2 separate regions of the Homo sapiens genome follow, and region 1 is linked to region 2. A link is a contact called in ENCODE Hi-C or POLR2A ChIA-PET data. All regions are on one chromosome and are shown on one strand. Each heading gives the region's core, a stretch centred on a gene start or an enhancer-like site at or near the end of the contact. The rest is flanking DNA. Distances are from core to core; before and after follow the strand shown.

What was found. Hi-C counts contacts between places; a loop is a spot of excess contacts on that map. ChIA-PET counts read pairs that join two places held with the same protein, here RNA polymerase II (POLR2A).
Region 1: a map of HepG2 shows a loop between it and region 2 (8-fold over the local background). The contact joins two enhancer-like sites. A Hi-C loop is called at or near these places in 1 of 168 maps with a recorded cell type or tissue (HepG2). POLR2A ChIA-PET finds 5 or more read pairs at or near these places in 5 of 52 experiments (BJ, K562, PC-3 and 2 more).

The regions. Positions count from the first base shown.
Region 1 is chr12:123,057,251-123,060,701 of GRCh38, reverse strand. All of the region lies in intron 2 of PITPNM2 (phosphatidylinositol transfer protein membrane associated 2), which reads left to right. Among named protein-coding and RNA genes, the nearest start is that of PITPNM2-AS1, 22 kb to the left of the region's middle. RefSeq lists an enhancer at 1,707-2,208. Within about 2 kb of position 1,480, at least 5 of the 41 ENCODE cell types and tissues checked have a DNase peak (open chromatin) inside an H3K27ac peak, as active enhancers do.
Region 2 is chr12:123,017,514-123,020,577 of GRCh38, reverse strand. The region is part of intron 3 of PITPNM2 (phosphatidylinositol transfer protein membrane associated 2); the gene reads left to right. Among named protein-coding and RNA genes, the nearest start is that of MIR4304, 8.3 kb to the right of the region's middle. Within about 2 kb of position 1,462, at least 2 of the 41 ENCODE cell types and tissues checked have a DNase peak (open chromatin) inside an H3K27ac peak, as active enhancers do.

The DNA of each region.
Region 1 (3,451 bases), core at 231-2,730, 40 kb before region 2:
TTCCCAGCTCTGACTTGGTACCCTCCTTGCAGCCTCTGCGCTCCTCATCCCTTTCCAATAGGAGTGCAGTTTTCTTCTGGCTCTTTTGTTGACAGAATCGCTTGTTTATTTGTGGTGGGAGAGTCTGTATATCCTGTGTGCAGTCACTTCCCTCCAGGCCACTCTGCATTCATGCAGGATGAGCTGCTGAGTGAGCATTGGGTGGAAGTGTCAGGCGCTGGGGGCTTGGCAGAGGGACTGTCACAGGGTCAGGGTGGCTTTACTGCCAAGGTGGCTCTTGAGTTAGGTCAGGAGCTAGGTCAACTTAGTAGGTCAGAATTTCCCGGTGGAGGTGGAGACCCAGGTGATGGCACCCAGACGGGCTGGGTCCTCACGGGTGAGGGTGTCAGTTCACCAGCCTGTGCAAAGACTTCCAGTGCCAAGGCAAGGAGCTCAGGGTGCTTTGGTGAATGAAGGTGAATTCTTGAAGGGTTTTAACCAGGAGGTGACCCAGTCAAGTTCCTTCTCCTGCAGTATGCTGGAGCATCTTTGGTTAAAAATAAAAAAATAAAGGTCAACATGGAAAACTCACCCTCGATTTGTGCTCTGAGCCCTTGGGGCCTGGGGGTTGATAAAAAGAGCCAGGATGCTAGCTTGCAGAAAAGGGAGCGCTGCCAGGACTTGGAGAAAAAAAGGAAACTGATACTTGGAGTTCTGCCTGACCTTTCTTTCCTCGTTTCTTTTTAGGTGAAATTCAGTAAGCTTAAACATGTTAAAAGTGCACAATTCGGTGGCATATAGTATGCATACAAGATTGTGCAGCCACCACCTTTATCTAGTTCTAAAACATTTCCATCACCCTGAAAGGAACCCCTGTCCCTTTTAAGCAGTCACTTCCCATTCCTCCCTCCCCACAGCTCCTGGCCACCATCTGTCTGCATCCTAGCTCTATGGATTTGTCTATTCCGGATGTTTCATAGCCACAGAATCAGGCATACACCAGACTCTGGGCCCTTTCTTAGGCTCTGCCTTGTCCCTGCTGTGCTACAAGCTCACCATTTATTTCCTGCTCTATGGCCCTCAAGCCAGTCCTGTGTGCAGCCTGGGTGGAGCTCCCAGCTTCCCACTGTCCAAGAGAGAAGCTCAGATGATATGAAAACAAATCAGTCAAGCTTGTTCTGGGGGAGAAGTGGGCCTCCACCCTTCTGGGGGCATTAGTGGGTGTGTATGGCCAGGTGCTAAAGGGCCAGAAGGTGGTAAAGCTGGGACAGTACTCCTGACTGCAGAGAGTACAGACCGAACCCTGGAAGTGAAGTCACAGAGCCTTGTGGGCATCTGGCTTCCCAGGCAGTTCCTCCCTGACCTTCTCTGGGCCCTCTGCCCCACATCCGAGACCTTTTACCAAATTCAGGCTATGTAGCTCAGTGCTGCTACGGAAAGGGGCAGGGGCTGAGCCACACAGGAGGTGGCTGGTTGACTCACTGCTCTCCAGATGGCCCTTGGAAGAGCCCCCAGAAAAGGTCCCATGCTTGTGAGCTCCTCCTCTCTGACTGGAAACACATGGGCTCTTCAGCCTGTGATATCCTTGGTTGGCCTTCTCCCTGCCTGGTTCTCTCCCTGCCTAGATGCTGACCTCTGCCCCCACAGCTGTGCCTCTCCTAAGTACTTATGGAGATCTGTAGAGCACCTCGCTGTGGGCTTGGCCCTGAAGATGCAGAAATGAAGCAGATGCGGGTGCTGCCCTGAGCTTCATGGTTTGGGCCCAGACAATGGGAATGGGGTGTGGTGGGAGCTGGGGCTGAGGTGCTCTCAATGCACCTGGGCACTCAGCTTTGCCCAGAGTAGTCTCGGAGGGCTTCTCAGAGTGAGTGCTGTGTAAGCTGATTCTTAATAGACACTTCGAGAATTTTCCAGGTGGACCCCGTGGGAAAGGGCTTTTTCCACAAAAGAACCAGCAGGGGTTGAGCACTTGAGCAAATGCCTCAGGCAACAGTTACCAGCTTCTACAGCGCTTGGGGCCTTGAGCAAATGCCTCAGGCAACAGTTACCAGCTTCTGCAGTGCTTGGGGCCGAGGTGTAAGAGGCAGGTGCTGCTCTTGAGGGCTTTGGAGCTGAGGACCGCAAACAGGGAACAACAAGAATGACAGCAGGGAACAGCAGGTGAATGGTGGAGTGAGAGAGGCCCTGGAGAGGCTGTGGGTGGGGCATGATGGCTTCCAGTGACATTCTGGGGAGCTGGCAAACATGGTTGCATCTGCATTGGGAAGATGTCCTCTAATGGTTTCTAGAAGGAGGATTTCAGAGGAACCAAACTGGAAACATAGAGGCCAATTAGAAGGCTGTCTCTGACACCCAGGGAGTGCTGGTGAGGGCCAGAATCAAAAGGGATGGAGGCAGAAGGCAAATTAGAGGGAGACATAGCAGGTGTTCTTCCCATGGCTCAGCCATGGGTGACTTGGAATTCTTGGGGAGGGGACCCCATGGTGGCATTGGAGACGGAGACCTGGTATACACCCTGACCACCTCCCTGGCAGCCCTACAACCTTGGCTGAATTGTCTGATCTCACCTGGCCTTGGTTTATCCTTCCGACAAAATGCCCAAAAAGAAGAAGTGAAGAACGTGGGTTCGTAAGTACTTTGAAGAGTAAAAGGTCAGGGGATGAAGGCATAGTTTGTTTTTTGCTGCCTAGTGGCCCAGAGAGGAGGTAGCACCTGTCAGGTGTACAGGAGGGGTCCCTGGGACTTGGGGCCCAGCTGGCACGGAGGGTCACATTCCAACCTCTGGATCCCTTGGATCTGCAAAAGGGTTCCAGTTCCCCTCTCCAACTCTGAGAGCAGCTGCACCTGATTCCCCCAGGGCCTTAGCTGTACCTCCTCCTCTGTGGTTAATAATTCAGGACAAGCCAGATGGCTCTGCTTTCCCCCTCCTTCTTTCCCATAGCCTCCTAGGGCTTGTTCCTCAACTAGGGGTGGGCGTCGCGGTGGGGAGCCCAGGAGGCTCAGCCGCTTGTAACTCAGATGAACCGTCACCACCAGAGCCTACAGCCTCTATGTGCCCTGGGGCTTCAGGTTCTGGCCGGGCGCCCCAGCTTTGGTGTCCATAGGCCCATTGCCTGGGGAAGTGGAGAGAGCACTTAGAAACCACAGGTCCTGCCTCCCGCCCAGCTCTGATTTCAGATGCGGTCTTGTCTACGGCACTTTGTAAATACTTGTAGGGTGAGGAGACCAATGGTACCATTTGCACCCTCAGAGACATTCTTTCCTTAGTTCTTCTGAATGTTCCTGTTAGGAAGAAGTTCTTTTTGTTTGTTTTTGAATTTAAATTTTTTTTTTTTTTTTTTTGAGATAGAGTTTTGCTCTTGTTGCCCAGGCTGGAGTGCAATGGTGTGATCTCGGCTCACCGCAACTTCTGCCTCCCGGGTTCAAGCGATTCTCCTGCCTCAGCCTCCCGAGTAGTTGGGATTACAGGCAT
Region 2 (3,064 bases), core at 213-2,712:
CAGGAAAGAACACCCCTGTGGGCAGCTGCCCATGCCAGGGGATCTCCCATTCTCTATACATGTACCAGGACGTTCTTCCTGGGACCCAGATTAGATTGTGCTCCTCTCCTGCTTAAACCCTTTCCTTCCCTTAGCATCAAAACTGTGCTCCTTTTATGGCCGGGCACAGTGGCTCACTCCTGTAATCCCAGCACTTTGGGAGGCGGAGGCGGGCAGATCACTTGAGGTCAGGAGTGTGAGACCAGCCTGGTCAACATGGTGAAACCCCATCTCTACTAAAAATACAAAAATTAGCTGGGTGTGGTGGCGCGTGACTATAATCCCAGCTATTCGGGAGGCTGAGGTGGGAGAATCACTTGAACCTGGGAGGCGGAGGTTGCAGTGAGCCGAGATCATGCCATAGCACTCCAGCCTGGGTGACAGAGCCAGACTCTGTCTCATCTGTCTCAAAACAAATAAACAAACAAAAATAAAAAAATAAAAAAACTTTTGTGATATGGCTTCTGCCTAGCTCCCAGGCCCTTCCCTGCCACTTCCTGCCTCGCAGGCTACACCCAGGCAACTGAGTCCACACGCTTCCAGGGCTCCCTCTAGACACAGACCTTCAGCTCTGTCACCTGCCTCCCTACCCAGCATATCTGTCCTGTCCACCCCTGCCTGGTGAGTGCCTCCCCACCTCCCAGCTCCCCTGCAGGTCACTTTCCCTGACCCCCCTGAGGCTGAGTGAAGGCCTCCCCTCATGTCTTCTAATCACATGATAGTTGTTCTCTTTGGGGTAGGTCTTCCACGTACTCCAAGTCTGGAGCAGGGATGATTCTTCCCAAAGCAGACCAGCCTGGACAATGACATCTCTTTCTTCTACTTTCTGTGAACTCCTCTGGGTGAGGGCTGCACAGGCCCTCCACTGGGTGGGGGATTTTGCTATTTGGGGTTATTTCAGCTTTAACTATTTGGCTGATGGGGCTTGCGGCTTTCCTGGAGGGAGAGAGGAGCGCTTGCTCATTCTCAGAGACCCTGCTGCCTGGCAAGAGTCAGCTCATAGTGGTGTGCTGGAGCTGTGTCAGGGAGATGGCTGAGTGGCAGGGCCCTCATCGGCCTGGTGTTCTAAAGGTGGGGTGCTCTGAGCAGCCTGCAGACTTTTCTTTCCCAGTTTCATTCCTAATTCTTTTTCACTTTTTATTCAAGTGTTGTATATATACAGAAAAGTTTATGATTCATAAGTGTCTACCCTGATGGTCTTGCAAAAAGTGAATATGCCTGTGTAACCAGCACCAGGCCAAGCAACAGAACATTCTTCAGCAAACCCCTCAGGCCCCCTTGACCCACGGGATTTTGAAATAACTTGACAGCTACTTGAGCTATAATTCATACACCATATAATTCACCCACTTAAAGTGTACAGTTCAAAGGTTCTCGGTATATTCACAGAGTTGTGCAACCATCACCACTACCTAATTCCAGAGCACTTTCATCACCTCAAAAGAAACTTGTACCAGCCAGGCACGGTGGCTCATTCCTGTAATCCCAGCACTTTGGGAGGCCGAGGCAGGTGGATCACTTGGGGTCAAGAGTTTGAGATCAGCCTGGCCAACATGGCAAAACTCTTTCTCTACTAATAATATAAAAATTAGCCAAGCTTGGTGGCACACGCCTGTAATCCCAGCTACTTGGTCAGCTGAGGCAGGAGAATCACTTGAGCCTGGGAGGCAGAGGTTGCAGTGAGCTGAGATCTCGCCACTGCACTCCAGCCTGGGAGACAGAGTGAGACTCTGTCTCAAAAAAAAAAAAAAAAAAAGGAAAGGAAAGGAAAAAAAGAAAAGAAAAGAAAAAGAAAAAGGAACCTGTACCAGCCTGTAATGCCAAAGCTCTGGGTGGTTGAGACAGGAGAATTACTTGAGGCCAAGAGTTTGAGACAAGCCTGGGCAACATAGTGAGACTCCATTCTCTACAAAAGAAAATTTTTTAATTAGTTGAGCATGTCTGGGCGTAGTGGCTCATGCCTGTAATCCCAGAACTTTGGGAGGCCGAGGCAGGCGGATCACTTGGGGTCAGGAGTTTGAGACCCCAAACTCCTGGCCAACATGGCAAAACGCTGTCTTTACTAATAATACAAAAATTAGTCAGGCATGGTGGTGCACACCTGTAATCCCAGCTGCTTGGGAAGCTGAGGCAGGAGAATCGGTTGAACCTGGGAGGCGAAGGTTGCAATGAGCCTAGATCGTGCCACTGCACTCCAACCTGTGTGACAGAATGAGACTCTGTCTCAAAAAAAAAAAAAAAAAAAGAAAAGAAAAAAGAAAAGAAATTAAAAATTATTAAATTATTAAATTATTTTAAAAAATTAACCAGATGTGGTGGAATGGTCCTGTAGTCTCAGCTACTCAGGTGGTTGAGGTGAGAGGATCACTAGAGCCCAAGAGTTAGAGGTTACAACAAGCTGTGATCATGCCAGTGCCCTCCAGCCTGGGTGACAAAGCAAGAGGAAAGAGAGAAAGAGAAAGAGAGAGAGAGAGAGAGAGAAAAGAGGGAGGGAGGGAGGGAGGAAGGAAGGAAGGAAGGAAGGAAGGAAGGAAGGAAGGAAGGAAGGAAGGAAAAGTGAGAGAAAGGGAAGAAAGAAAAGAAAATGAAGGAAAGGAAAGGAGGGAGGGAGGAAGGGATGGATGGAGGGAGGGAGGGCCCTGCGCCCATTAGCATCACTCTTCATTTCCCCCATGTTCCCCAGCAGCAGGCCACCACTAATTCACTTTCTGTCTCTATATATTTTCCTTTTCTGTACTTTCCATGTAAATGGAATCACAGGATATGTGGTCCTTTGTGTCTGGCTTGTTTCACTTAATAGAATCTTTTCAAGGTTCATCCATGTTGTGGTATGTAGCATTACTTCATTCCTCTTTGTGACTGAATAATATTCTATTATTGTATGGATAGACCACATTTTATTCATTCATCTGTTGATGGACACTTGAGTTGTTTACAGCTTTTGACTAGTGTGAATAATACTGCAATGAACATTGGTGTACAGGTTTTTCTGTGAATACATGGCAGCAGCTGGTAGGGCTGGAGT